Regions from separate parts of the Homo sapiens genome. Here region 1 is linked to region 2. Evidence: chromatin loops called from intact Hi-C (ENCODE). Cell type or tissue: dorsolateral prefrontal cortex. All regions are shown on one strand. Links, peaks and the distances in the headings refer to the core of each region. The heading gives the core; the rest is flanking DNA.

Region 1 (15,970 bases), core at 6,460-8,959, 140 kb before region 2:
GTCAAGAACTCTCCTTTTTCTCTGCCCCTTTTGTTCAGTCCATCAATAAGCCATTGACCTCTAGACCATCCCCATCCTTCCATTTAATGTCATCTAAAAATTCAGGACATCATGATGTCATGCCTAGAGGATAACTAACATCCCGATATGTCTGGGACTTTCTAGGTTTTAGTACTGCAAGTTCCACCTTCAGGGAACCCCTCAATTGAAGGCAATCCAGGATGGTTGCTCACTTCACTGGCCTGGTGTTTTATAGTAATCTCCAAATAGGTCTTTCAGTTCCCAGGTTTGCTTGCCTTTAATTCTATCTCCACCCACTAGCCCACACTGCAATCTTTTAACTGCATAGATTATCGTGTCATTCTCTGTTCTTAAAATCCTGCCTTCTACCAATCTAACTCTTTACCATGGATTACAAGGTACTACATGATTTAGTCCTTTGGTACTTCTCCAAATTCAACTCATTCCATTTTCCCCTTTACTATGCTGTCTGTGTCAGTTGCTCAACTGTGCCAGGCTCTTCTCCTTCCCAGGACCTTTGTACTTACTGTTCCCTTTTGCCAGCTCTTTGTATGTGCACATTTGTAACCATGTAGATGTGTGATTATTTGATTAATGTCTACCTCTGAGAATTAAAGATCCTTGACTCCCTAGCTCATCACTTAATCCCAAGGGCCTAGCACTGGGGCTGACACCTAATAAAGTTCCATGAAGTATTTATGGAATGAATTAGTGAAAGAATAGATTAATGAATATAGGTTTGTTAGTGAAACTGCTAATGGGATTTGCTACAGAGATTTGGTGGTCTGAAAGGCCACTAGGACACAATGAGCAAGGCTCCATGAGGCTGGATGTGAGGCAGAGGCCAGTACATGAAAAGCTTCTAAGGGAGTCAAGAAGTTGGGACATTGTCCAGAAGATAATGGGGAGCCCTAGAGATTTTGAGCTAGGGAGTGACATAATCACATTTATATTTTAGAAAACTGAAGTCAGGTAGGTAGGTAGGTTCCCACTTGTGAAGACATTTCTTTAACCCTGGGAGGAGGCAGGAATTAGGGTGTGCATTTGCAATGGGTCTTGCAGAGCCAACTGAGTATGACTGCTCCCTTGGTTAATTTTCTGGAAACAATCAGCCAATTATGAATCAAAGGCCTCTGTAGCTCCAGCCCAAAACTAATTGTATTTTTAAAATGTATTTAATCACAAATTAGAGATTGTGTAAAGGGCTTAATTGATGTCAAGACTGGCTTCCAAAGGGAGCAAGTCAGTAGTGCTATTTGTCCAGGATTGAATTTTATAACATATTGCACTAAGCTCATACTCAGGGAAGCAATGACTTCTATCCACTCTGAGTACTTTGTAGCCAGTGTTCATTATATCAAAGGGGAGTAGAAAAGCAGGTGCAGTGGGTGAGTGAGTGTTAACTACAGTAAATACATAAGAGTTGGAATGCTGCCACAGAAATAGAGATGAAGCCCAGGTCAGGAAGCAAGAGTTAGGATCAAATAGCTCAGTATTCTCAGAAATCAATCAAAATTATTGAATAGCTATGCAATCTTGAACAGGTGACATTAATTCTCTGAAATTTACTTTCCTTATCTGTAAAATGAATGGGATGTCCTATGATCTCCTAGTTGTACATCTCCCTTCTTTGTGTTATATTTTTTATGTGTATAGTAAGTTACTGCTTTTTTCATGTATCAACTTCTGTGATATAGAGTTGTATAGCTGCCTCTGTCTCCACTATTAGGTAGAAGCTCCTTAAAGGCAGGGAATGTATTTTTTTCTCACTTTTGAATCACTCAACAGTACCTAGCTGTATTAGTCCATTCTCACACTGCTAATAAAGACATATTCATAACTGAGTAATTTATCAAGGAAAGAGGTTTAACTGATTCACAGTTCAGCATGGCTAGGGAGGCCTCAGGAAACTCACAATTATGGTGGAAGGGGAAGCAAACACATCCTTGTTCACATGGCAGCAGCAAGGAGAAGTGCCAAGCAAAGGGGAAAAAGCTCCTTATAAAACCATGAGAACTCACTCACTATCATGAGAACACAATGAGGGTAACCATCCCCATGATTAAATTTCCTCCCACCAGGTCCCTCCCACCACACATGGGGATTATGAGAACTACAATTCAAGATGAGGGTTGGCTGTGTCCCCACCCAAATCTCATCTTGAATCAGGCTGCATATCATTCATTTCACCCTTGGCACCTCCCAAATCTCATGTCCTCACATTTCAAAATACCATCATGCCCTTCCAACAGTCCCCTAAAGTCTTCACTCATTCCAGTATTAACTCAAAAGTCCAAGTCCAAAGTTTCATCTGAGACAAGGCAAGTCCCTTCCACCTATGAGCCTGTAAAATCAAAAGCAAGTTAGTTACTACCTAGATACAATGAGGGCACAGGAATTGGGTAAATGCACCATTCCAAATGGGAGAAATTGGCCAAAACAAACAGACTACAGGTCCCATGCAAATCCAGTAGGGCAGTCATTAAACCTTAAAGTTCCAAAATGATCTCCTTTGATTCCATGTCTCATATCCAGGACTTGCTGATGCAAGAGGTGGATTCACATGGCCTTGGGTAGCTCTGCCCCTGTGGCCTTGCAGGGTACAGCTCCCCAGCCAGCTTCTTTCATGGGCTGCTGTTGAGTGTCTGCAGCTTTTCCAGGCACACAGTGCAAGCTGTCAGAGGAGCTACCATTCTGGGGTCTGGAGAATGGTGGCCCTCTTCTCATAGCTCCACTAGGCAGAGTCTGTAAGGGCTCCAACCCCACATTTCCCTTCTGCACTGCCCTAGTAGATGTTGTCCATGAGGGCTCTGCCTCTGCAGCAAACCTCTGCCTGGACATTCAGGCATTTCCACACATCCTCTGAAATCTAGGTGGAGGTTCCCAAACCTCAATTATTATCTTCTGTGCACCTGCAGGACCAACACCACATGGAAGCTGTCAAGGCATGGGGCTTGCATCTTCTGAAGCCATGGCCTGAGCTGTATCTTGGCCCCTTTTAGCCATGGCTAGAGTGGCTAGGGTGCAAGGCACCAAGTCCCTAGGCAGCACACAGCAGGTAGGTCCTGGATCCGGCCCAGGAAACCATTTTTTCCTACTAGGTCTCTGGGCCTGTGATGGGAGGGGCTACCATGAAGAATTCTGACATGCCCAGAAGACTTTTTCCCCATTGTCTTTCAAATTTATGCTTATACAAATTTCTGCAGTTACTTATGCAAATTTCTGCAGCCAGCTTGAATTTCTCTCCAGAAAATGGGTTTTTGTTTTCTACTGCATCATCAGGCTGCAAATTTTCCAAACTTTTATGCTCTATCACCTCTTGAATGCTTTGCTGCTTAGAATTTCTTCTGCCAGATACCCTAAATCATCTCTCTCAAGTCCAAAGTTTCACAGATCTCCAGGGCAGGGGCAAAATGCTTCCAGTCTCTTTGCTAAAACATAACAAGAGTCACCTTTGCTCCTGTCCCAACAAGTTTCTCATCTCCATCTGAGACCACCTCAGCCTGGACTTTATTGTCCATATCACTATCAGCATTTTGGACAATGCTATTCAACAAGTCTCTAGGAAGTTCCAAACTTTCCCCATGATGGCAGAAAGGAGAAGTGTTGAGCAAAGGGGGAAATGCCCTTTATAAAACCATTGGATTGGCCAGGTGCAGTGGCTCATGCCTGTAATCCCAGCACTTTGGGAGGCCAAGGCAGGTGGATGACAAGGTCAGGAGATTGAGACCATCCTGGTTAACACAGTAAAACCCTGTCTCTATTAAAAATACGAAAAATTAACCTGGCATGGTGGCAGGTGCCTGTAGTCCCAGCTACTGGGGAGGCTGAGGCAGGAGAATGGCATGAACCTGGGAGGCGGAGCTTGCAGTGAGCTGAGATCCCACCACTGCACTTCAGCCTGGGCAGCAGAGCAAGACTCCATCTCAAAAACAAAACAAAACAAAACAAAAACTAAAAATCATTGGATCTTGTGAGAACTTACTCACTAATATGAAAACAGCATGAGAGTAACCACCCCCATGATTAAATTATCTCCCTCTGGGTACCTCCTATGACACATGGAAATTATGGGAACTACAATTCAAAATGAGATTTGGGTGGGGACACAGTCAAACTGTATTGCTAGCACAATATCTTTGACATAGTAGGTGCCCAATAAATGTTCTGTGAATCTAATTCAGGGTTCATTTCATCTCCAGAAGTCTACAATTATGGGAATTCTAGCTCAAGTGGTAAGTATAAGGATCACAGCATGAGGTTTTCCCAGGCATCCAGGAAGTCTCTAAACTCCACAAGCACCAGCTGGCCATGGTTTCCATCTAAGCTCAGGGGTCTTCTTCAAGGATAGCTTGGTTTTGGTTTCTCCTTTCTCTCTCAGCGAGGCTGGGTCAAGAGCTTTCTTTCTGGGCCCTGGTAACATGATTTGCATACATTTATCTTCACACTAACCACATTATGTTGCATTTGTATTGATGTTCCTGTCTCTCCCATTAGGCTGTAGCCCCAGTGGGAAACAAGGCTTGGCTCATTGTAAGCATCCAATGTAGATAACTCTGGGGACTTGTGGTTAGCTTAGTGATGTACAAGCCTGTGCAAAAATTTATTGCCATCATTGAAGTTTCCCCCTTGATCTTGCACTCAGGATGACAGGAAGGAGGATGACACTCAAGGTAGGATGTCATCCTCCTTCCTTTCTGTCTTCCTGCTGAGTGCTTCCTTGCTTTCATTCCAGCAGCATTTCAGAATCAGTATAGCCTCACATTCAACCTCCTCCAACCCCTCTAAAACCTCTTTTATTCTTTGCTAAAGGCTTCATCACTGAAACTCTATGTCATTGTTAACATTTGCCTTTGAAAACCACCCCCTACAGCCAAGTAGTTGTCAAGATACTTCAAGAATATACCCACAGTGCTTTCGTCTGTCCTGGCTTCTCCTTTCCCACTGCCCTGGTTCAGGCCCAATACTTATTTTAATTCTTTATTATGGAAAATGTTAAGCATATACAAACTAAACAGGATAGTATAATGAACCTCCATGTGCCTATCACTCAGTTTTTATAATTATCAATATTATGCCATTCTGTATTCCTGGCTCAATTATTTTTATTATTCTACAGTTATTTTCTAAGTAAGATAAAATTTATACAGAATTTACACAGCACAAATCTTTGTGTGCAAATTTGACAAATGGAGGCGTCTATTTAATCATGCTTCTATCATGATCTAGAATATTTTTATCTCCCAGTTTCTTTGTGTCCCTGCCCAGCCAATCACTCCTGTCCCCCAGGGCAACTGCTGTTCTGATTTTTCATCTTAGATTAGATTGGCTGTTCCCGAAGTTCATATAAATGGAATAATACAGCATGCATTCTTTTCTGTTCAGCGTCTTTCACTGAGCATAATGTCTGTGAGATTCCTCCATGCGGTTTCCCGCATCCATTATTCTTTTTTTAATACTGATGAGTAGTATTCTATCGTAGAAATAAATTATAATTTGTTCATCCATTCTCCAAATGATGGACATTTATTTGAGTTGTTTCTGTTTTGACTATCATGAGTAAAACTATAATGAACATTTATGTACAGCCTTTACATGGACCTAGGTTTTCATTTCTATTTGATACATCCTACATGCAAAATTGCTGAGTCACCACATTAGTTTTTGTCTGGATGGCTACAGTAATCTAGCTGCCATTTCTGCCATCTGATATCGGCCCACAAGTCTGGGCATCACACCATCTTCCTTTTCCCAAAGCAAAACTCTATCCATATCAAAGATCGACTTAAGAAGTTCTAGTGGTCCCTCCTTGTCTTCAGAGTAAAGTTAAGATTGTCTGGCCTGGCATTTATAACCCCTGCAACCCAACTTCAACTTTCTTTCCCCATATTGATTTCCTGCTTCTCTCTCGATATTCTGTGGAAGCTGGGGACATGGTCTCTGATCCTAGGCTCTTATAGGAACATTGTCTAAAAGGCATCATTTTACTTGACCCCGTAACACATGGTAGTGCCTAGCGCACAAGGGGACCCACACCATCTGTTGACTGGGCTAGTCAATGCTCCTCAGCCCCAGGGGTGTGGAGCTCACAGCTCTCAATGCAGAAACAGAGAAATGCCTGTAATGTCCCTGTGGCTCTCACTGCATCTTTCGAGAAGGGAGGCAATTAAACCAGGCAAGATCTCTCCAGACAGTAAGACTCTGTGATTCTGTGAATTTTACTAAATCCTCTGTGTCCAGAAATTCCATCTGGCTCATACCACTGATGTACCAATGGGAGAGTCTGAGTGGAATAATAAAAATAACACAGGAACGAAAGTCAGTGGTCCCAAGTTCTAGTCTCACTTCTACCATTTACTGTGTATTCTTGGATAGGTTCATCCTCTTAGCCTCCACTGCCTCCACTGGGAAACTGGGAATGCAAGTAAGGGGTGACCTTGATGATCAGTAAAATCAAACCTAAAATCACCCGATGGGACTGGATTTCCCAACATATTAAACTAGATCTGCCATTTCATTTTGTTGTTGTTGGCAGGTCTCTTTTCCCTTTTATGTTCTCTCTGTGAATTCAGTGCTGCCTAAGTACAACCCAAGCATTACTCCTTGTCCCCAAATCATCAGTGGTAGCAGCCAAAGCACAGTTAAAACACTAACTGCCAGCAGGACCTCACTCAATGGTGGTAAGAGTTGGTATCTCACAACATGTTTGCCTAAAGTAGAGACATCTGCTTGAGAGTACACCACTGCTACAGGACACTCTACAAGTTGGAGAATATCCACATAGCACAGAATGATTACACCATTGGCAAGAATCAGGCTGCACTGTTTCATAAAGAAAATAAAATGACCCCATTTCAGACACTTAATTTTTCTTTGCCTCTATTTGCTCAACTACAAAACGGGAATAATGAAATATCAATCCTGCAGGCTTTCCTAAAAAGAATAGATAAAAGAACAGATGTAGAATGCTTAGAAGTATATCTGACACACAGGAAAACTCGGTAAATATTAGATAATTATCATTATCATTAATGCTAATATCCACATCTTAGGGGACACAGAGGACTTGGAGAATGTGGACTCCACACTATAATTTGCAAGGCTTCAAGGTGCTTGGCATGTTCACCAAATGATTTCATTTCCTTATCCTTAGAAACATGTTCAAAATGGAAGCAGTGTCTCTAAGCGTCAGTAGCCTTTGTTCTCTGTTTTCTTGGAAATTGAATTTTTAAACTAGAAAGCTCATCTCTTTGAATCTGCAGTCCCTTAGTTCTCATCCCTGGATGTCCTCTATGGGTGACAGCAGAATTGACAGTGGGCTCCTTGTACCTTCTTGGGAAGAAGAGGAGTGAACGTCATACTCTTGGGAGGACAGAAGCCGAATGCTCCTGTGAGTGCCCTTCATGATAAGTGAAGAAAGGAGCAAAGAAAAGAAGAGAATGGCAGCAAACAAAAGCAAGAATTGTTCAAGAAATGAACCCTTTTCAGGAGCCTTCAAAGCCACTCTTTCACAAAGCCTGGCAGGGAGACAGTAACGAGCCTGGGTGAAAGCCAAGCATGGACTTAATTTATTATTGCCAAACTGTTTGTTGCCTTTATTTGCCAAGACTTACTAATTGAACTTTTGTTGATCTGGCTGCCCCTCTGGAGAATTGGAGCTATTGTTACCTGCTCTGTGAGTCCCGTGGAATGTGCCAAAAAATTGACCCCAGTTGCAGCTCATTTCCCTTCCTGGTTCAGGCTGCTTTTTCTTTCATGAATGTTTTTGTTTTGCTTTTCAGGTTCCAACCCAGAGTAGGTGTTTACACTGAATTAGTATGAATTTCACTGACCCAAAGGAAAGATTCCTGTTGAGAGGCCAGAGAGGACCCCCAAAAGGCCTATATGGAGACCCCCTTCCTAGACCTTCCCTTCATGCCCCAGCAAGTGGTACCCACACTCAGCTTCTACTACTTAGGGAAGGGAAACTCTAGACAATTGATTCTCAAACGTTTGTCCCAGGAGCGGCATCCGAATCACCTGAGAATTTGTTAAAAATGCAAATTCCTGTGCCCTACTCCATGGCTCCCAAACCAGCAACCTGTGTCTTAAAAAGCCTTCTAAGTGATTCTGATGTACACTGAAGCTTGAAACCAGTGCCTTAAGCCAGGGTTTCTCAATCTTGGCCCTACTAACACGTTGAGCTGGATGATTCTTTGTAATGGGGGCAGTCCTGTGCATTGTAGGAGGTTTAGCAGTATCCCTGACTTTTATCCACTAGAGGCAGTAGTCCCCCACCCCCACCCCTACCCCAACATGATATCTGAAAATGTCTCTGGTCATTGCCAGAGGTCCTGGAGTGAAGGAGGTAAATTCAGCCCTGGTTGAGATAATAGACAAACTGCTTGTTGTTTCTCCGGGCTCTGGGCTTTTGCTCTCTCTGTGCCATAATGGCAAAAAACTGCCACACGGTCTGTGTGGCTCCTTAGCATGAAATAATAGGCACAAGAAGTGGTAACCACAAGGCAGCTTCCTAAAAACAGATGGAGTTTTTTAACATTGATAAATCTTTCTTTTGTATCCAGCCCCAAGCAAGCACACATTACTTTCATTTTAAGAGCAAGTTCTCTTTCTCAGATTGCTTGGTATATTCAAAACAAAACAGAAAGCCTTTGGAGTTTGGCCTCCTCCCATCTGCCTATATGTTTGCTACCCCCAGGGCAGAAGAGACAGAGGGACTAAGTTCAGAGGTTCATATACCTATGTAGTGCAGACTGATGTGAATGCTGCATCTGCTGATCTTCCCTCTCACCATCAAAGTAGAAGATTTTCTTGTGCATTTCAGGACAAGTGTGTCCCAGTGCTCATTCTAAAGGGTTTCCAACTCTGGGTTCTTAGTGTTGGTGCATTTGCATTTGAAGGGTACCCAAACCAGAAAGTTTGCTATTAGACTTCATTCCCACCACTATCATTTCAGGGTTTTGACAATGCTTCCACTTCAGGAAGCTGGACTTGGCAGAAATCAGCCAAACCTAAACTCAAGTGTTCATATAAACACCAGCTGAAGATCACAACTCATTTGTTAATTTAGTTGGAATCTATTGAGCACCTACTATGTACTAGCACTACGCCAGATGCCCAGGATATACATAGAGAAGCATACAGCCTCAGCCTTCGGCGAGCTTGTTGTGAGATAAAGGTAGAAGCCATTTCAAACAGAATGCAGTCTTTGATATAACAGGGAACCATAGAGCAACATGGAAATATGCTTCACTGTTGAAGCTTCAGTGTCTGGCTCATAGTAGAAGCTTAATATATATTTGTTGAAAGAATGTTAGAGGGGACCTGTCCTACACAAACTGAAAAGATTAAAAAAAGAGTCTTGCCAAAGAAAGTAGTACTTAGGTTTCCAAAGAAAAAGCAAGAGTTGGCCATGCAGAGAATGGAAAGGTAATTTCAGATAGAGACAGTAGCAGGTGCAAGGACGATGGCATGGGAATATGCATGATAGCTTAGGGTGGACTTCAAGGTCTGAAAGAATTGTCTGAGGAAGTGACTTCCTGGTTGTCTATTGCTGTATAACAAACTACCCCAAAACAACCATTTAGTTTTGTTTGTAATTTTGTGGGTAAGTAATGCAGAAATGCTCAGCTGGATGGTTCATCTCTCGTTTACTTGGCATTACCTACGGCCACTGGGGCTGAAGATTCACTTTCAAGATTTTTTTTCACTGACATTTCTGGTGCCTTGGTGTTTCTTGGCTTCCCTTCCTCTCTACATATTTCATTATCTCATTATCCAGGGCTCCTCCATGTGGCTTCTCATGACATGGCAGTCTCAGGGTAGCTAGTTTCCCCCAGAGTAAATAATCTTAGAGTGAGTATTTCAAGAAGCCCAGGTAAAAGCTACAAAGCCAGTGGGGCACGGTGGCTCATGCCTGTAATCCCAGCACTTTGGGAGGCTGAGGTGGGCAGATCACGAGGTCAGGAGTTCAAGACCAGCCTGGCCAACATACTGAAACCCCATCTCTACTAAAAATACAAAAATTAGCCGGGTGTGGTGGCACCTGCCTGTAGTCCCAGCTACTCTGGAAGCTGAGGCAGGAGAATCGTTTGAACCCCGGAGGCAGAGGTTGCAGTGAGCCAAGACCACGCCATTGCACTCCAGTCTGGGTGACAGAGTGACACTCGATCTCAAAAAAAAAAAAAAAAAAAAAAAAAAAGCTAGGAAGCCTTTTGTAACCTAGCTTTGGAAGTTCCAGAACATACTCCTGCATTCTTATGATCAAGCAAGTCACTGCAGCCAACCCAGATCCAAGGGGAGGGGAGTAAGAGCCCTTTACCTTAGTAGGGGAATGGCTTGCCTACAGAAGGAGGGAGGAAATTTGATTGCAGCCATCTTGGAGGAAAGCTTCCTCATGTGGGTTGCAGGGGTTGAGGAACTTGAAACTAAAGAGTCAAGCCTGAAGAACTTGGAGCAGCAAGCTAAGGAGTGAGCAAGGTACCCTGAATTCTGTGAGAAGCCATGGAAGAGTTTAGCATGTGAGTGGTCTGATGGGATCCATTTTAGAATGATCTTTCTCTGCCAGCTGTGAGAATGGAGGAAGTGGGAGAAGACTACAGGCAGGGAGGTAGCCATGAAATCTCTATAGCTTGAAAGAGCAAAAGTGACTTGAGGGACTGAAGACTGGGGATGGGAGAAGGGGTGTCATAAGTGAGACTCTGAGGAGCATTCAGTTATCTGAGGGCTCTGACACCTCTCCCAACACAACCAAACCAAACATGTTCCCTTCAAAATGAGAGAAGAAAGGCCTCATTTTCCATTCCGGGAACTGGATGAGGGGTAAATGGCAGCTGGCAACTAAGCTTGCCCTCTGTGGCTTAATGGCAACACCTTCTCAGGTTTGTTCAGAGCTGCCACTGAGGAAAACAAACAAGATTGGTGTGAAGACCATTAAAAAAAGGCCTCAGAACAAAGACTCCACTTGGCAGCTGTTGCTCAGAGCTGAGTGAAAGAAACAAAAGAGTTTGTTGAGCAAACATGAAAGGAGCCTAATTGATGCAATTAAGGTGAAATTAAATAAAGGAAGGTTTTAGCCCGAAGTTCATGGAAAATTTTTCAAAGGAGTGTCACTGGAATAGTCATTCAGGGCTTTTAAATAGAGGGAAGCACAGGATGTGGGAAATTGGCCTATTTGACCCTTGGGAATGAAGCAAATCAAGTGTGGTGATGTGGGCTACACATGTACGACTGTTTGGCCCTGGCTGCCCCATCTTGGGCAGGGAGTAGGCTGGGGTTGGGTGCGACTGGGGAGGGATGAGACAGAGGCAGCCCAGGGGGATCATCTTTAACAAGACCACAGTGTCTTGCTATCACATCACCCCATTTTATTTATTTCATAATACTACTATCTGAGAGTATCTTGTTCATTAGTCTTAGTTGTTTACTATCTGTCCTTTTCACTTCAAAACACACACACACACACACACACACACACACACACACACACACACACACACACACACAATGGAACTCTAGGTCTTCTTGGAACACAATTTCCAAGATGCCCATCTGGCTGTGTTGTCATCCCCAAATGCTGACACCCAAAAGCAAACATCTGTACCTCACACATGATCGCAAGCACTGCTCAGATGTCTCAGAACTGTGCCACAGGAAATTAATACCTGAAATCAACCCAAACAGGTCAATTTATTTAACAAACCAGTTACACAGGCCCTACTATATGCCAGGTACTCTTTCAAGCACTTTACAAATATTAACCATCTGGTCCTTGTAAGGACCTGTGAGTCAGGAATACGCTTGTCTGCATTTTACAGGTGAGGAATAGGAATAGAGAAGTCAGACTGTGTCTGAGGCACTAAGTGGAAGAGCCAGGACTTGAACTCAGGTACTGGACTCCAGAGGCCACACTCTCAACCCCTACACTAGGCCCCTTTGAATTGTAGTCAAGGCAGGATTCATGGACCCAGAGTATGAAATCCACTGGGAGCAGTGTAGCAGCACCATCTGAATCCTTGGTCTGGTTCCTTAGCATCTCACTCTCATCGGCTTTGGCTGCCAAGCACAAAGCCCACCCTCCTGCACTGATTGATGGTGGATGAAAGGAGACATCTAGAAACGCTGAAAACACATCTGGATGAACTCATGTATTATCAATAATTAGAATGTAGGCCTTTCACTGGGAGGGAGGAATCCATTGCAAGGAGGCCCTATCCTTTTATTAGAAAATGCATAAAATTTTAAAAATCTGATCAGGGAAAATTAGGGGCTTTGAAAGAGACAGGGAAAAATATAGGATGAAAAAAGCATAGAATTATAGAGATAAAAATATTACAAATAATTCTAGTTTGATTTTCTCATATCACAATGGCGAAAGAAAGACCTACATTAATAGTTGTTGAATGTAATGTTTATTTAAAATGCCAAGGGACTCATTTGAAATGTAAATTCTGGTATTACTCCTAAGCATCCACCAGAGATTATGAATCAGTGAAATATCTGATTCATGAATTCTGGAGTGAGGCACAGGAATCTGTCTTTTAGTGACAGATTCAAAGACAGGAATCTGTACCTTATCAACTGATTTTTGAGTCAAGCTTTTTCTACAGAAATGCAAAAATGTCTTTTTTTTAAAAAAAAATCCCATGCTAGTCAGTATATAGTGGTATCTCAGTGTGGTGTTAAGTTGTATTTCTGTAATAACTAATGATGTTCAGCATCTTTTTTTGAGCTTTTTGTATTCTATGTATCTTTGGTGAGGTTTCTGTTTCAAATTTATTGGAAGTTCTCAATTAGGTTGTCTTCTTACAGAGTGAAAAAGTTCTTTACATACTTCAAATAGATGTTCATTATAAGGTAAATGATTTATTACATTTTCTCCCAGTCTGTGGTGTGTCTTTTCACATTCTTAATGGTATTTTCAGAATGCAAACATTTAAAAATTCTGATGAAGTCAAATTTAGAAATGTTTTTCCTTTTATAGATTGTGGTTTTCATGCTGTATCTAAGAACTCTTTGCCTAACCCAAAGTCACAAAGATTTTTTTCCCTATGTTTTCGTCTAGAAATGTTATACTTTCAGTGCTTACATTTAGATCTATGATTCATTTTTAATTGCTATTTTATGTGCAGAGTAAGTTAGCATCTAAGTTGATTTTGCTACATATGGATATCCAATTATTCCAGCTTCATTTTTAGAAAAAGACTATTTTCTCATCCATTGAATTACCTTGGCATCTTTGTTGAAAATCAATGGATCATAAATACACGGGTTTGCTTCTGGATACCCTACTCTGTTTTACTGAGCTGTATGTCTATACTTATGCCAGCACTACACTGTTTTGATTCTTGAAGGTTTAATTTTGAAGTTAAGTAGTATAAATTCCCCAACTTAGTCTTTCTCTTTCAAAATTGTTTATTCTCTTCTATGTCCTTTGCATTTTCATATTAATTTTGGATTAGCTTGTTAATTTATACAAATAGATCTGAAGGAATTTTATAAAATTTGTGTTGAGTTTACAAATCAATTTGAAGGGAATTACTATTTTAAAAATACTGAGTCCTTCAAGCTATGAGGAGGGTGTGGCTTTCAATTTATTTGGATCTCTAATTTCTCTGAGGAATATTTTGTTGGTTTGAGTATTATGTTGTACTATTTATGTTAATTTATTCCTAAGTATTTTGTTCTTTTTTGATACCATTATTAATTAAATTATTTTCTTAATCTTATTTTTGGATTGTTCATTGCTAATAATATAAAAAGACAATTAGACAATTAGTTGTGTATCTTGAGTTTGTATCCTGTGACCTTGCTCAATTTGTTTACTTGTTTTAATAGTTTTTTTTTCTAATACAAAGCCACCTGTCTTCAAATAAAGGTCATCTTACTTCTTCCTGTCTGATCTATATGACTTTAATTCCTTTTTCTTGACTTACTGCACTGGATGGAAACTTCAGTACAATGCTGAAAAGAAGTGGTAAGGGTGAATATCCTTTCCTTAATCCAAATTTTAGGAGAAATGAATTCAGTCTTTCACCATTAAACATCATGTTAGCTGTAGGATTTTGTAAACTATTTCCAGCTTGCTGAGATTTTTATTATGAATAAGTGTTGGATTTTGTCGAATGCTTTTCTGAGTCTATTGAAATGATCATATAATTTTTACCCTTTATTCTATTAATATGGTGTACTATACTCATTGAATTTTGGATTTTAAATAGACTTTACATTCTGGGATAAAATCCACTTTGTCATGATAATTCTTTTAATATGTTGTAGATAAAATTTGCCAATATTTTGTTTACATAATGATTACATTTGTGAAAGATATTGGTTTGCAATTTTTTTTCCTTATAATTTATTTGTCTGACTTCAGTATCAGGGTAATAATGGCCCCATAAAATAAGTTGCTAAATGCTTTTTATTCCTCTACTTTCTGATAGTTTGAGTAGGACTGGTATTATCTTGACCTTAAATGTTTGATTGAATTCACCAGTAAAGTCATCACTCTGGTCCTGAGTATTTTTGTGTGTGGAAGAAATATTTTAAATTTTATTACGTTATATTATCTACTTAGATTTAGTATTTCTTCTTGAGTCAGTTTTGATAATTTATGTCTTTCTAGAAACGTGTTCGTTTCTTCTGTGTTGCCCAATTTAATGCCATGAAGCTCTTCATAATATTTCTCATAATATCTTAATTTCTGTAGATTCTGTAGTGACTGTAGTGTAATGATTTTATACTAGACCTTAATAATTTGTGTCTTCTCTCTTTTTTTCTTAGTAAATCTGGTTAATGTTTATTAATTTTGCTGATTTTTACAAAGAATCAACTTTTGGTGTGACCAATTTTTTTTCCCATTTTTTTTCTAGTTCATTGATTTTTACTCTAATCTTTATTTTTCCTTTCTTCAACATACCTGATTTTATTTCCTTTCTTTTGTGTATGGGGATACAATCTTAGATTATTCATATTTGAACTTTTTTGTTTAGACTATATATATTTAAAGTTAAAAACATATCTTAAGCATTGCTTTAGCTGCAATCCATAAATTTTGTTACACTGTGTTTACATTTTCTTTTAGCTCAACATACTTTTAAATTTCATTTGTGACTTCTTCTTATACCTATAGGGTGTTTTGAAATGTGTTAACTTCTGAATAGTTGGAGATTTCCAATATTTCTTTCGATTGCTGGGTTTTAGTTTAGTTTCATTAGGGTCAGAGAGCATACATCTAATAATTTTGATTCTTTTACATTTGTTGAGACTTTTAAATGGTGTAGAATATGGTCTATCCTGGAGAATGTTCTAAGGGTGTTTATAAAGAATGTGTACTTTACTGCTGTTGGGTGGAGTGTTCTATACATATGTGTATGTTGGGGTGCAAGGTGAAGGAATGAAATGATAATTAAGATATAATTCTTGCCTTTTAAAGTTGTTTCATTCTTGCAAAGTGGTGGTTTTCAACTCAGGGCTATTTTGGCCCCCTGCTGACCTTTGGCAATGTCTGGAGACATTTTTGGTTATCACTAACTACTGGGGTCCAGTGCCACTTGCACCTAATAAGCAGATTCTGCTAAACATTCCACAATGCACTGGCTAGCCCCCCACAATAATTATCTGTCCTAAAATGTCAATAGTCCCAAGGTTTAAAAACCTTGCTTTAGAGGATATAAAAGGGACTTAATTATAATTCAAAGCTTCAGAGGATAATTTTCATGCTATGCCAATTGCTGTACTGTGGCTAAAACTGATCAACCCTTTAGCAATTACCACACCTCTCACATGTTTGTCTGTTTTTCCCACTAGACTTTGAACCTCTTGAATGTTGAAATTTACCCAAATATTTACGATGGTTGAAAGCACAGAGACAAAGTTGGATTTCAATTCTATTTCTGTGCTCGCCAGGTGTGTGACTTTGGGCTGGTTACTTGACCTCTCCAAACCTCAA
Region 2 (15,970 bases), core at 6,168-8,667:
TTGAAAAACAACATGCTTGCAAAACTAAAATCTAACATGCATTACTAACTTTATCAAAAGATCCCTCAGTATTTTTCAAAAAGGAAAAAAATAATAAAAACCAATCCCCCAAATACTAAAACTTAGAACTGCTTTACACTTAAATAGCAATTTACATCATATTAACATATTCATAATCTTCATTGGTTAAAACAGGTCAAAGGTTTATTACTGGCTTCTCATACCAGATAAGTCTCACAGTTCCCAATAAGGCAACAGAATCCTCATCCAACATATATTGACTTGTGGAACCCAACGGCCTGTTTTGGTTTCATTTCAGCGCAAGTAGAAGGCAAAATAAAGAGTCTCACAGTAAAATGTTCATAGTAGATAATATGTCCTTGAAGGTTGTGCCGTTGTGCTCTTATTCCACTGAAGAAATGATTCACATCCCAATTATAGATATGGTCTCCCAATCAGAGGAGTCTTTTAGAAGACATTCATTCATTCATTGAACAAATATGTGTTGTGTACTTGTCCCATGCTAGGTAACAGGAAAATAATAGTGATTGATAAGACATAGTCCCTGTCCTCAAAGAGCTAACAGTCTAGCAAGGCAGGAACTTTGAGAAAAGACCAATGTGTTCAAAGGAAAACTCACAACCTGGGTCTCCCTTCTCAGATGGCACATTCAAGAAACTGTTGCTTATGCCCCTGGGAGCCAGAGCCTTACTTAAGTCTTACCAAGTCAAATATCTATCAGCCTCAGATGATTTGAGCCTGGTAAAGTCTTAGCAATAGATTTGCTGCCTCATGTTCCCATGAAAACCTAATAAGAGAGAGCCCTTTCAACTCAGGCATACGGGGGGTTTAAGGATAACATGTTTAGTGACCATGTGGACATTCAGCACAGGTGAGCTTCTCAAGTGAGAGCCATGTGTCCCCAAAAGAAAGGAGGGTTTATCCATAAGACTTTGCTCTCCCTTTCAACACTGTGGTGGGAAGTACTCTGTTACCACCCCAAGTTGGCATAGCTCGATTACTTTAAGTTCTCCAAGTCACGAACAGCACATAGAAAATGCAGCAAACTCAAGTCAAGACAATAGAGAGATATGCTGAGAACTTAATACTCAAGCCTTAATCAGGCACCAGATGCCAAGAAACCTTCACTCTCAACAAACAACACAATCCACTAATTATCTGTAGAATTGTTGTAGTTGGTACTCTTCACATTCACTTACTCCTTAGCAAAGATTGCTCTTGAATGGAAAGGTTGCAGAAAGAGCCAAAGCCAATTTGGAAGAAGTGAGAAACTTACAGGTTTGAGGAATGGTGAAGTCAGCGAAGGATCTAGCCTCCTTAGATGATGAACAGGCAAAGTCAGAGAAGGAACCACAGTGAGAGAATTGGCAGATGCCCCTAATAAAATCACACAACTCAGACACACACACAGACACACAAATATTCATGCGTTATACCCATTCAAGTAACTGGATATTTAATTCATTCTATGCAATGAACAGTCAAATGCTGGGAAGGCCCCATAGTTCTTTGGCCTTCTTGTAAAGCAACATATGTCTTTTCTGCAGGAATGTCTGAGTTGCACAGTCAAGATCGTTGCTGTTCATTGTTCTTTTTCTCAGCTCTTTCAGTAACTGTTACTTGACAACACTAAGTTAAACCTTTACAGAAGTGACCAAGCCAGGCAGAAATAAAAATGGATTTGGTTGCACCTTCAGAAAGTTATTCATGTGTGCTCCAAGATCACTACCTAGAATGGTTCTCATTGTAATTAGGACAAATTTTTAATTCTTCTTACTTCCAGCCTCATGAATATATTACAAACACTTTGCAACCTTTGAATATGAATTGCTCACCTCTACCAGGTATGACACTGTGGTAGGTGCTCTATTAGTTGATGAAGAGCACTCCTTCTTATGGATACATGTCTTCATTTGCATATTATTGCTGGAGAAAGAGAGGTAGAATAGAGGAGCAAGCCAAGGACATGAGAGAGCCAAAAAGAAAAGCTGCAAAAGGGATGAGAACATTCAAATCCATTTTCAAAGTGTCTACTTATTCCTGTGCTTCCCAGATTGCATGGCTCAATGGTAAGTCTCCAGGACCCCCAGAACAATTCCTCTATTGAAGAAGAAGCTTTTAACTCCTTGGTGACAATTGTGCCTGAGCTGAGTTTTCTGTTTATTTTTTTCATCCTTTCTTTCCTTTCTTAAAAGACAAAACAAAACAAAAAAAATTCCTCTGAGTACAAATCTAGGCAATAAACCGTTCACCTGGGATCAGTTCAGATGAGACAGTAAACAGATAATCCAAAAGACAAAAAATTATAAGAATTAATACCTGCAAAGAGGATTTTCCCTGGAAATTCTTTTCTTGGTGTTTCCTTCTACAATATAATTTTAATTCTGCTTTGTAATTCCAGTGAAAATGTCTTCTATTGTAGTTCCTGCTACATTACTATGCTTACTTTATCTGACATTGGCTCTCATCTGGGGTTCTGAAAAGAAGCTCCTCTAGCTATTTCAACTTATTGTCCCTAACATTTAAAACATAAAGATAGGTTGAGGTTGAAGTCTTGCTTTTGCTTCACTCTAAGGAGCTAAAAGACCTTACATATCTTTTTCTTCTGAGAATAAACCACCATCCTCATATTGACTAGCTAAACTGGTGGTTCTCAATCAAGGGCAAATTTGCCACCCCCAGGGAACATTTGGTGATGTCTAGAGACATTTTGCGTTATCACAGCTGGGGGGTTTCTGGTGTCAAGTGGTTAGAGACCATGAGTGGATACTGCTGAACATCTTACAATGCACAGGAAAGCCCTCACCACAAAGAACACTCCGGCCAAAAATGTCAATTGTGCAGATTGAGAAACCTTGGACTATAGGGATACAAGAGCAAACTCTTCAGCCATTTCCACACCACCGTCTCCTTTTTCCAACTTATTTTTAAGCACTTGGAGCAAAAAAGAACCAAGCTGGGTTCTCTCTTAAATAGCTAGAAGTGAGCAGACAGGGCAATTAAAGTATTTCACCAACCATCCAAAGGGGAGAAAGGAAGACAGCCCTGGCATCAGATAAACCATTCCTGAATGAGTATAAAGACCCCACCATTATTCTTCTTGCTGATTTAAGCATTCCAAGTCATGTGGTTATGCAGAGATTATAGCCAACCTTGGGTTTTGGAAGTCCCCATTCTCCACTCATTGGATCCTAAGGCTCAGGTTAAACTTCCCGGCATCCATCCACTTTGTCCTAACCATCTGAGACCCTGGAATTTAACTCAGCAACAATGTTCACCTCCCTTGACGAAGCCATATGGATGCTTATGTGAGGAGGATGCATCACCTTTTTCTAAATCATGTCACATACAAAACATTTAATGCCCTCTGATTTTGTTTTTCTTTCTCTTAGCAAGAAGCACAAGGCTACAAATCCTGTTACTCTTGCAGTGAAAAAGAATTCACAATAGAGGTGAAAAAAAATCACAACCACATACAGCATCATATTTCACAGAAAACTGTGTACGTTTTTTCCCCATATAGGACATACTTCGAAGTAACAAAATAATTTTTTTAATCGACCGTAGTGTTTCTTCTTCCCGTTAGAAGTAGTTTCTTGTTCCCCTCATGGTACATAAATATCAGAGAAAAGTAGTCTTTGAAATATTTACGTCCAGGAGTTCTTTGTTTCTGATTATTTGGTGTGTGTTTTGGTTTGTGTCCAAAGTATTGGCAGCTTCAGTTTTCATTTTCTCTCCATCCTCGGGCATTCTTCCCAAATTTATATACCAGTCTTCGTCCATCCACACGCTCCAGAATTTCTCTTTTGTAGTAATATCTGTAACAAAGGAGATTGCATAAGGTGACTGATCCGATGAAGGTTGCTAGGTAAATAATGGGTCGTACAGCCTTTTTGTTTTCAGAGACATGAAACTCCTCACCTCATAGCTCGGCTGAGCTTTTCATAGGTCATGCTGCTGTTGTTCTTCTTTTTACCCCATAGCTGAGCCACTGCCTCTGATTTCAAGAACCTGAAGACGCCCTCAGATCGGTCTTCCCATTTTATTAATCCTGGGTTCTTGTCTGGGTTCAAGAGGATGTCGCGGATGAATTCCCATAAGTGAGTCCCTCTCGGGTCTGATGAAAAGCAGAAAGGCAGGTTACTAATGATCTAAGTCACAGCAAAGATAGGGCAGAGAGCATTGAGTTAGGTCATCTTCCTGCAAGTAGGAGATACTCATTTCTCCCCTACTTGTCAGGGAAGATGGATCGCAGAATCACCAGATGTTGGACATTAAAAAGGTATTTAAGAATAAACTAGCACAATATTTTATTTTACAAATCAGGAAACCGAGGCACAGAGAACTTAAGTGACTTGATCAGGATCACACAGCTAACTAGTGACATAGCCAAGACTAAGCAATAGGTCTTAGGTCTCCTAAGCCAGGGGGAAGTTTCTTCTAGTTATTATCCACAAATTGCTTGGGGTTCACTTCAACCTGTTACTTCCCCAGAGAGCAACTCTCAACCACTTTTATCCAGTATCTCAACCAATTAAATTGCTTTGACCCAGCAACTGTGTTTCAGCCAAATGCAAATCAGTAAGGGTCTAGAATGTTTACTCCCAGAATAGATGAGGGTGGTAGGGAAAGGGGTGGTCACGCAGGGACTGGAGGACCCAATTTGAAAATGAAGCCACTACTGCAATAAGATTATCAACCAAATTCAACTTTACTCCCACTGAATTTTTGATGCCCCACCCCCACCCCACCCACCTTTCGAGGGGTTGCATTAATATGGTTTTGTGGGATTATGTGAAAGAGCAGATAAAGACATTCTAATTCCTCATAATTTCTGGATTATACCTTTTTTTTTTTTCTGAGACAGGATATCACTCTGTGGCCCAAGCTGGAGTACAGTGGTGCAATTACAGTTCATCACAGCCTAGACCTCCCTGGCTCAAGCAATCCTCCTGCCTCAGTCTCCCAAGTAGATGGGACTACAGGCACGTGCCACCATGCCCAGCTAATTTTTGTATTTTTTTGTAGAGATGGGGTCTCGTCATGTTTCCCAAGCTGGTCTTGAACTCCTGAGCTCAAGTGATCCACCCACCTCAGTCTCCCAAAGTGGTGGGATTACAGGCCTAGATTATACCATCTTGATTTCTTTCTGTGTTCCACCCACAATTCCATGTCTCTGATATTTCGTATATGTTCATAAGATTTTATTACTGAAGGAGACCCAACTCCCAAAGAGCAGTGTTGAATCTTAAGAAAAAACAGTCATTTCTTGGAATGGTAACTCCACAAAGGTAGGAGGCCAACATTTAGCAAAAGAAAGGATGATACATCTCAGCTGTTTCTTCTTATCTCGCTCCTCTTCCCACCCTTTTCTTCTGGGAGAGAGGAAATTGCCAACCCCATGCCTGCAAGCAGTTCTTAGGCACTGGGTGTCTCAGTTTTAGAGCACATATGACAGAACAGGGAGGAAATGTCCAGTGGGGCTCCACTTTGAGAAACAGCTGCAGAGGGGGCTTACTTTGCTAGCAAGTGATGCCTCTATTTTCTCACTCCACCCTGTTTGGGATGAAGACATGAAGGCAGCAGACAGAGGCGATATTTGCCAAAAAACTAGTGGCCTCCAGATGTGCCCGATGTGATGGGAAGGACCAAAGGCCATCTGAAAGCCAGCCAACTTACTGTGCTTTTTGGTGTGGCACTTGGCAGGGGGGTCTTGCTCCTTTTTCATATCAGGTGACTCTGCTAAGGAGAAAAATGAGAGGCGTTTAATTGACCTATTTCCTATAATTCTCTTTTTTATTCATGCATCCACTCATTTAAACAATATTTACTGAGCACCTACTGCATGCCTGGCACCTTTGAGTATGTGCTAGTGAACCAAACAAAACAGAGATGATAAATGCTATGGAGAAAAATGATGCAGGTTAAGAAATGGAGATAGATGTATGGACTTGGGAATAATTTGCAATTTGATACAAGGTGGTCATAGGAGACCTCTCTGATTCCACGACCTAAAGGATATGAGGGAAAAGGTCATGCAGAGAGCTTGTGCAACAGCCTTCCATGTGTAACATAGAAGTGCAAAGGCCCTGAGGTTGATGTGTGTTTGGTATATGCATGCTGTAAGAGGCAGAGAGGGAGGAGCTGAGGTTCTGATCATTAATCCCTTATGGGACTTTTAAGGACATGACTCTGAGAAAGATGGAAGCCATTGAAAGATTTAGATCATTGAAAAATTTGTGGTTTTTTTTTTTTAGCATAATAGAAAAATGTAAACATTTATAACAAAGGAAGATGACTTTTAAGCCAGAGGAGTGCCCTTTTTTGGCATGCAAAGTTACATTTTAATCAGCCTGACAAAGGCGCCATTGAGTGGCCCAAGCTCAATACAGAGGGCCACAGTGGACTATGGAAACACAGATTAGTTTAACAAATGACTCATTATGGCAACCTCTGCGACTATTACCAAAGAGGAGATGATGGAGGCGGACCTGGGAAATAAAAATTCTTCTCAGAAAGAAAACTAAATGATCTAGCCGTGTGTGTGTGAGTGTGAGTGTGTGTGTGTATATGTGTGTGTGTGTGTGTGTGTGTGTATTGGGAGGACCAAAGTAGATCTTACAAAGACTCTCACACTCAAAAATCAGCCAATTTTAATACAAAGTAGTCCCTAAATACAAGCCAATTATTTTAAGAAATTGGGCCAGTAAAACTGATCTCTTTCATGTGCCCTTCCTAAACTAGGGTCCACTGACCCAGTGTGGCCTTCAAGGGCCCCTGGACTGACTGAAACCATATATGAAGGGAGAGGGTTCACAGCATCCATTCAATTATCAGGAGAAGCCTATTATTCAAAAAAGCTATGAACTGCCAGCCATTAGCTCCTAATTAAATTGGTTAAGAAAAAAAAGCTACTGTTTATTGAGCACTTACTATGTACCAGGCACTGTACTAAGCACTTTAAATGAATCACTTTATTTAATTCACACAATAACTCTATGACACAGGTACTAATATGATCCACAGTTTTCAGCTGTGGAGGATCTGAGAAACAGAGGGGTCAAATGACTTGACTAGAGTCACACAGCTGGAATGTGGAGCCAGGATATGAACACAAACAGTTTGAATCCAGAAGCTTTACTCATAACCATGATTCTATGTCATTTCCAGAAATGGTGGCCGGCACATAATCTCCCTTTGCACATAACAGATTTCACACAAGCCTTTCTTGCCAAGAATCAGGTTCACTTCTGTAATGCTCTTGTTAGTAGAAAAGATAATTTCAATCTGACAATTCTATATTTCCCAACGTTCATGGGCCCTTTCAACCATCTTATCACCCAGCTAATCAAGACTCAGTGTTCCCAGCAATTTCTCGAAACGTCATGGCAGGATGGAGAGAGGGATTTAATAAGACCTCAGTAAACAAGAAACCTCTCATCCTGGTTAAGAATTTCTCTCCTGGCATTGTCACTAGCAGGGCCTGCACCTGACTTGGGTTTCTCTGAAATCCGAGAGGACAAATTCACAGGAAATGCAAGGAGACTTCACTCTCCCTCCCTGTAGGTTGCAGGGTGAGGTTGCAACATCCCATCAGGATGTGACAATATTGCGACAGGTCTGGCATCCACCCCGGTTTCCAAGTGATACATCACTCTGACAGGGCCACGTTGTACTGCAGACAAAGAGTGGCATTTACCCAGCAGGCCACAAGCAAAGCTCATTTTCAAATGACATCCAGGAGGGATGCAGGGCCATTATTTCAGAGCCAGGAGTTGAATTCAGAAAAATACAAGAGTCTCTCAGTATATTGGCCTCAATTATTGTTTGTGGGTTCCTAGTTGATCTAGAATCAGTTACTTCAGAGTTCAGGTGCCTTTGTGAATAAGACGAAAACCTTGGACCCTCTCCTCAGAAAAAAATGCACATATATGTACACATGAAATTTTGTCAACAATTTCAGGGGGCTGTGGCCCATGCAGCAGTCCATGGACTCTAAAACCTCTACACTAGATAAACCATGAGGAAATATTCTTTGAGTTGTCAGCCGTTTACCCAAGCTAGGCTCCACCCAGCTAGGAACGTTCTTTTTTTAATCCCCAAATAAAAATCTTTCCATCATCATAAAGGGGAATAAGCAGTCAAAGGCAAAAGAAGAACCTAATTTCTTCCAGACCTCTCTGCCTGTTGCAGTGTGCAGGGGTAAGCCGTGGAATCACTGGCCTGCTTTACCACTGATATCTTTTGATCTTTAACCTCTCTTTAATATGTGTCCTTCTTCTGCCCTAGGATAAAAGTCAAGACCTTTGAAGTTAGCCATGTGGTTAAGTGATTCATTCTTATAAAATAATGGCTTGCCCTGGAGAAGTTGTCCAGCCTGGCTTTCTCTTGCTTGGCTCCCAGGCACTCCAGGCCAAGGTCCTATCCAGTCCAGGCAGGGGCAGCAACAAGCCACAGGTTTGTGATGCAAGTGAGAGAGCGTGACTTCAGCTAAGCTGCTTCGCAAGAAGCAAAGATTAGAAGCATTTGCATATGATTCAGCTGTGAGCCATTTCTTTACGGGATATACAAATTTCAGTGTTCTAATAGACCGTGCCACCCTAGCTTTAGGCTCAACAAGTCAGTGGATAAACACATCAAGCCCGAGCTGGCATGACAGGCTGGAGGACTGTCGAGCAGAACAGGACACCGGCAGCGGGCATTTTATGAAATGGGCAGATGACAGAGAAATCAAAACAAAGCCTATTTCCCCACCTGCGTTTATCACAGAGGGCATCAGTTTACGCTGGGCCTCGCCTTAGCTCAGCTGGTAACTAGCATTAAAACATAGAAAGATATTTCACTGCATTCAATTACATGGGAGCTCGAAAAATAAAGACTCAGGCAAATGACCAAGGTTTTTCCGGGGTTCTGCTTCCATGCAGTAGAGACTATAAACTATTCTGAAAGAAACTGACCCATATAAGGCTGTAATTAACTATCCTACTGAAGGGCTATTACCCCAATGAATACACCAACCCCAGAGACTGCATTGATTCTTTAGGGCCTGGGTGATTGATCTCATTTTCCAGCCTGGGTTACAATCACAGGATAGAAATGGGGAGCTGCAGCAAACAAGGATCAGAAGGGTAAGGAGAGAAGATTCCTGAGCCCATCTTAAGAAGGACTATTGAAAAATACAATCGGTGGACTCAGGAGAGAGCGAGTTCCTTGCTACTGCAAATGCAAAAGCAGAAACTGGCCTCTAAGGCCCCTATTGATTTTGAGATTCTAGAAGGTGTAAGTCAAGATGTAGAAAAGAGGATGGCCCAGCTGTCAGGGCAGCAGAGCTGTAACTATGATGTTTTTGTTTCCCGGGTGCCTCAAGACCTACTAGCCCCTGAGGCTCAGGAAGTGGTTGGTTCAGCTTTATTCTTAGTTGGAATTTTTTGCCGTAAGTCAAAGACCCAAGTGGAAGGATGGAAGGATGGAAGGATGGAAGGATGGAAGGATGGAAGGATGGAAGGATGTGGGAGATGACACTGTAGGAAGTCGCAGAGGAACTCAGAGTGTGACTTGGGAGGTTTCCTCAGCCCTGAACCCCATGGTCTTGACTGAGTGGCAATGATTGCCACAGAAATTTTACCCCGGTTGGCTCAGTTCCCCCAGAATAGCAAATACACAGCCAAGCCTTGCCAGTGTTTGATCTATTCCCTAATTTTAACAAATACCTCAAGTGACACATAATGCTAAGGACCACTGGGGGAAGGAGAAGTCGAGAGCTATGCTGGCCTCAGCTCTTAATCTCAATTCCAGAAGCATTTACATTGGCTCCCAGCCCCATCTCATTTAAGGGGCTTGACCCAAACAAAACCTCAAACCAAAACCTTTCATTATTTCAGTTCTCAAAAGCAAAAACAAAAACAGAAAAAAAGAGGAAGGAAGGGTTGCAGACTAATTTCTTTCACAAAGACCCAATTAAATCCCATTTCTGAAGTTGCTCCAAATTTAATTCCAGGAGAGAGGCACTATCACTTGTGACTGATGTCTAAGTGCCATTTCATAGACCCAAAGAGATCCACAAGTTCATACTCAGATCACGGGAAACCATAAGATCCTCTTTCAACCATTTCCCACACTGTACACGCCAATGCACCTATTTGTAGGTGGGGGTGGTAATCTGAAATCCCCTCTCCCAGACTCCCAACATCCCAAACTTCTCACCCAGTGTAACCTTGGTTAAGGAGCATGGATAGCCCCAGTTGCATCCAAGCTTAACCAAATGCAGCTAAAGTGAACGTAACTCATAAAATGCAGGTGCTCTGACTGATTAGAGAGCACTGATGAGTCATCGGAATTAGACTTAAAAACTGACAAAATAGTGTAACTGTGGGGATTCTGGAAGTTTCCAATGGCTACCCCTTCACCCAGAAACTATCACTACAGGTTCACGGACCTTTGAATTTTACTATGAGGTATTCTTTCTCTAAAGCCAAATGTAGTTTGTTGAAAATTAAATATAGCCTTATTTCCCATAAGTATACCCAAATATGAATAATTTTAGCAGCTATATTGCAAGAGTAAGTTTTCATTGAAAATAAAGAAAAGCCTAAACAACTTTTATTGTCACAACAGAGTGACTAGTTTCGTAGGAGACCAACATTTTGCCTAGAGGATCCCTACGGGTCATCTTCGATGTACAAATATTGCCTCAAAAGCAAACCTCGTCTAATGGTAACCCCATCCCTTTCCTAGCCCTTTAATTAGAAAGACTCCAGAAAGGCAGAAATGTAGAGTGTTGGTAATTCCCACTGATTCTCCCTAAGCATTAGGCATACCCAGCCTCAGATGTGATGACAGCTTACCAACAGGAAGGTGACTGGTGGTTGTCATGGAGATCTGAGCCCGGCAGAAAGTTTTGCTGTCCAACAAATCTGTGGCCATGAAAAGATAAAGGACATTTAGAGCACCCCCTCCCCCCACCTCACAATAGAACACTGTGGCTCTTAGACAAACTGAATAAGAATGTAAAGGGCCTTAAGTGTCAGGGAGTTAGTTACCTACTGTGCTACCATAGTTGGTGTCATATAAATAGTTCTCGTCTTTCCAGGTGTTCATGATGGAAGGCTCTACAAAAAATAGAGAAGGAGAATAGTCAGCGATCTCTTTTCCCCAGGGAGAAGAGGCTGCGTTTTCTAATTCATTGTTCATCAACAAAGTATGGGGGGTGAGGAGTGGTCCTCAGAGACAAGGGATATGATTCTGCTTCAGCTGCGTTACTTTATAATAATGTTGTCTAATTTTCCTTTCAGCATCCTCGGGGAAATGGCCTCATCCATGTGTTCTGTACCTATTGCATTTTTAGGGAAGTGAGAGAAGTTGCAAGAATGGGAACCTGTCCTAGACCAAGTGGTTCCTGGGAATTTTCCTAACCTGGCTTGGCTTTGTTCTGCATTCTACTGCATAATCACCAGAATATTTTTACCCTAGAGTGTGGTGGGGGGGAAGGCCTTGTTAGGGATTAATTTATTTAAATGTATAATAAATAATTAATGAGGCCTTGGGGGGTTAATGATATTTCTTTCAGGAAGAGTCTTGTCAATCTTATCACAGTTTCTTCCTTGCTGAAATCCAGAGATTTGTCATCCAAGTTGGGTGACAGCCCCCTCCCTCTAGGATTTTTCCAATTAGCTTAAAGGATGACATAAAATTCTCAAAACAAAACCAAGGAGAAGGGGTGGACTGTGTTACTAAATCAAACAAACACCTTTTAAGAGTGAAGCCCCACTGCCCCATCGCAGAAAAGAAGTGCTCTTGTACTCTGTCTCTCTTTCTCTTTCTTCTGTGTGCTGCGGTAAACACCTCTCACTTTGACTGACTCTTCAGATTTCAGATTCAAAGGGAACTCCCCTCCACCTACCCCAAATGGAGCTCAACTCCTACGCAACCCCCAGATCTGGGCTGGTCTCCAACAGAAGCATTTTGTTTCTTGGCTAGCCAAAAGCTGTAAGATCTCTCACCTCGTCCTCACCAGAAACTTCCTGCTTTCTCCTCACCGCAGACCTAGGTTACCCTCAGCTCCCCTCCTTGCTGGGTTCTGAGTTTTAGGGCCGGGGTGTAAGCCACTGACTGAGTTTCATTTTGTTTTTATAGCACAAATGATACAAAACCTGACTTACTGGCTAAGTCCTCGTGTTTACGACATAGGGATTTAGCCGGTATTTTAGCTAATAGCTACATGTTTGGACACCCCAAGCCCAATCTCTTGGGGTTACACCCTCTCTCCTTGTTGGGTCACCTTGTACACCTGTTGTTGTCTCTGAAAACAAACTGAACCAAAGAGGTATGGGGGTGTTGGCCCCTCTATGAGCTTCTTCTCCCCTCCTCCTAGGGTGGACCTTCTTCTCCACCCTTCCACTCAGCTTTTCTGAACTGGCAACACAAGAATGTCTGGATGGTCAAGAAGGAATTATCAAGTTATTTGGGACCTCTCCAGTATTACCCTGGCTCCTTCGGTGGGGCTATCTGACAGGTCAAGCAGGGGAGGGGGTGCCATCCTCCTGACCAAGTCCTGCATCCATCTCTAGGGCAAGGCCAGGCCTGTAAAGCACAGAACATCCAGATGGCCCATCCCCTGGCCTCTGAAGAGAAAGGCAGGGCTAGCAAAGCCTAATTTGCATGCTTAGCAGCTATTGCTTTTTTCTTTAATAATGGTAGGCCAGCCCACTTATGAAAGGGTAAATAACTGCATGGGCCAATTTTGGCCCCAAGTGACTCACAAATCACCTGCAGGTCAAATTCTGTCCTTGGTGACTGGGACACATCCTCAGGGAGGTCTATGGAAAGCTTGGTTGGCCCACGTGGCTCCCAGGCTCCCAGGCATGAACATGGGGAGTGACTTAGGAGCAATAGTTGCTGCACAGTTTTATGATGGCTCATGGACTTTGGAGGACAGTCTCCAGGAGAGAGATTTAGGACAGGGGAAAGGAAACGAAAATGAATGTAGATGCTATGGGACTGTAGACTCTGCTCAGAGCCCAGCATTTTGTCCTTCATATAAAAACACACCTAAGGCAGGAGCTGGGTTGCAGGTACCTTTGTACATCTCTGCAGAAGCTCCCCAGGGCCCCTAAAAATTTGTTAACTACAATACCAAGTTAGTATATTCACCCTTTTTGTGAAACACACACCCATCAAGGGAGGAGGGAGAGAAGAGGAGACATTGCCCCTTCCTCTTCTCTTTCCAAACTTGGCCACTCCCCTGACACTTTTTAAGGTGGGGAGGCCCACCATATATTCTGCTTTTCCTTGGCTGCTGGCCTGAGGTCTGGATGATGCCACAACCAGGAGTAGGAGGCAGAGAAGTGTGGCTCCCCATAAGTCTATAAATTGGAAATAGGTGGCAGTCACTGGTCGCAAGGGCAAGAATGAGATTCATGGTGGGGGTGGCCCATCAGAGACAGCCAGGGAAAAGGCCTCCCTGTGTTTCCTGCAAAAACTTGCCCCCACATTCTCTCTTGCCCTCTCCCAACTGTCCTCCCCGGAGCTTTGCCAGGCTAGGTTGGCTCCCTTTGTCCACTACTACTCACCAGTTTGTTCAGTCTTGACAATGACATTGTGTGTGGACTGGAACAGGTCACTACTGCACTGGCCTGTGAAGGACAGATTGGGATAGTCAGAGAGGGCCCAGATGGAGCCAGAACTGGATGCTTAAATAAGGACAGAACTGGCATCTTTGCAGAGCTTCTGCCATCCTACTGCCTGGTCACCTATGTTTGTTTATGGGAGGTGGTTTCTCTGTCAGCCTCTACAAACTCAAGCCTGCAGTCTCTGACCCCAGAAAATTGGGAATCTAAGGCACTACCTTAGAAGCAATTATTTGATGTGGTATAGTAAAGGCATTCAGTATGGTGGAAATAGAACTTCAGAAGCCCAGTTTTTCAACTACTAGCTATGAGGAAGGTGTGTGCACTTTACCTTTCTGGGTCTCAGTTTCCCCATCTGTAACAAGATTAAACTAGATAAGGTCACTAGATGACTTCTAAGGTGCTTTCCCATACTAAGATATGATATGAAAATGAAAATGTAGGGAAAAACCTTTTTAACTAGCTTGATTCTTCTTTGATTTAAAATCTAATCAATGCCATCATGATTACATCCAATCTGTGAGATATGTCTGGATAAAATGTGGTGACTCTTTCCTTATTTATGCCTCAGCACATGTACAAGCAGTACACATCACATGACCTTGTTTGCTTGCAACTCCTCTCCCATTATCATATATAAAAGCATATATATGTATGCTTATATATATATATATATATTTGTAAATGCATATGAATCTAGTCTGTTTTCTTCCCCAGACAGATTCTAAACATCTCAAGAACAGAAGCCATGCCTTTAACCTCTCTGACATTCAGTCTTCCCACCTGTAAAATGGGCACAATATTTACTTTGTCATAAAGTTATTAAATGAATTAATTCACTTACAGTGCCTAGTATAAGTAAATACTCAATAAATGTTAGTTGATAGAAGGTCTACACAAAGGCAAACAACAAAAGAGTGAGCAATCTGCCTGGACATTAGGAACTCAGAGGCTACAGCAGCATGCGATGAGACCAAACAAGTCATGGGAAGTCAGAGACAGAAGGTCTAAGATGGCCACAGCACCTCCCAGGCCTCCCTGCCTCAGACCTCAATCAGGGCAAAGCTTTAAAGGAGTGGATTTAATTGGGGGGTGGAGGTAAATATTTTTAATTCTTCAAGTGTAAGTCTGATCTTTTTGAAGATCCCTGAGGGTTATTTATAGAGCCTTGTTTGGTTTGATTCTAGTCAAAGAAAAAAGAGCAGCCACCAATGTGAGGTGGGTGGGAAGCAGGGCATGGCCAGGGAGCTGAATGACATCATCTAAAATGGCCACCGCAGCCACAAGCTCTGCTGCAAGGCCCCAGGTCCTCTTCAGTGTTGATGGCTGTTGCCAGGGTATGACTCTGGTTCACAGCCCTGGAGCTCATGCCGCCCAAGTCCCGGTTACTTGCCCAAACATGGGTTCTACCAAGACATAAATGCCTTTTCCAGTGCAGACAGGCCAACTCCCTGTTCTTAAATATTGCTACTTTTCAGGATGCCCATAGTTCTCAGAAGAGCTAGATTTTTACAGCCACTATCAGGGGAACCTTATGCCAGTGTCAAAACCATTCTGCAAGGTCAGTTGTCCACCCTACTAGGTCTTACATGTCAGTATAGGATATGTTCGTGTATGAATAATCTACCACTCAAAGACAACATCTGGAATGGTGGCCCATCCCTGTGCTAGGGGAAGCCTCAGAGAGACATCTGGGGCATTAGGGCAACAGAAATTCCAGAAACCACCACAGAAACATTCCCCATACACGTGTCTAGACCATATGTTCTAACCCTTTTTTTAAGTTACAGACCTTTTAAGAATCTGCTGAAGTATTGTGAGTTTTTTCCCCTCCCAAAACACAAACATAGTTCTAATTTCATATATCTTCTTACCACCCTTAGGACCCTATCTTAAGAACCTAGGTCTAGAAGGTTCTTTGTGTGTGTGTGTGGGGGGGGTTTTGTTTTGTTTTGTTTTTTGTTTTTTGTTTTTTTTTTTGTAACCATGATGATCTTTTTAACAAGCAAGTGACTGGACTGTTTGCAAAGGAAAGAAAACATTTTCCAAGGATAGTAAGTATTCTACGAATTCCTAGCCAGCTTTTGTCTTCTTGAAAATTATCACCATAAGGAAAGAATTAAATTACACTGGCATTTATAAGGGATTAGGCACACCAGGTACCCTATGCTTCAATCCTGTCCTTTCATCTTCCTTCCATTTCTCTGTCTTGGGACATGGTAATTTGGAGGTGAGACCACTCTTTCTTGTCCCTGACAAAGAATCCTGTCATCTGCAGAATCTCTATTCTTCCAGCTGGCTCCTAGCAGGGTAGGGAGAGACAC

Evidence for each region. A loop is a pair of places that touch in the nucleus more often than their neighbours do. Peaks named below come from ENCODE experiments on the same cell type or tissue, not always from the same donor. Only the 100,000 strongest peaks of a DNase experiment are listed, where the experiment ranks them.
Region 1: a loop joins it to region 2, with 2.0 times the contacts of the local background. A loop is called at or near these places in 5 of 110 quality-filtered maps.

Annotation. Positions count from the first base shown.
Region 1 is chr11:34,784,598-34,800,567 of GRCh38, reverse strand. The region is part of intron 6 of LOC102723568 (a long non-coding RNA gene); the gene reads right to left. Among named protein-coding and RNA genes, the nearest start is that of APIP, 120 kb to the left of the region's middle. RefSeq lists enhancers at 4,554-5,102, 15,692-15,970. In dorsolateral prefrontal cortex, for the core only: no CTCF peak of the experiment used is centred there; a DNase peak (open chromatin) is centred at 7,557.
Region 2 is chr11:34,646,701-34,662,670 of GRCh38, reverse strand. It overlaps EHF (ETS homologous factor), which reads right to left. Exons shown (of 9, transcript NM_012153.6): 4 at 13,590-13,652; 5 at 11,061-11,129; 6 at 10,866-10,934; 7 at 5,701-5,763; 8 at 3,943-4,138; 9 at 1-3,839. The coding sequence ends at 3,740. Among named protein-coding and RNA genes, the nearest start is that of EHF, 34 kb to the right of the region's middle. RefSeq lists an enhancer at 11,778-12,027. In dorsolateral prefrontal cortex, for the core only: no CTCF peak of the experiment used is centred there; DNase peaks (open chromatin) are centred at 6,400 and 7,670; H3K27ac peaks cover 2,500 bases.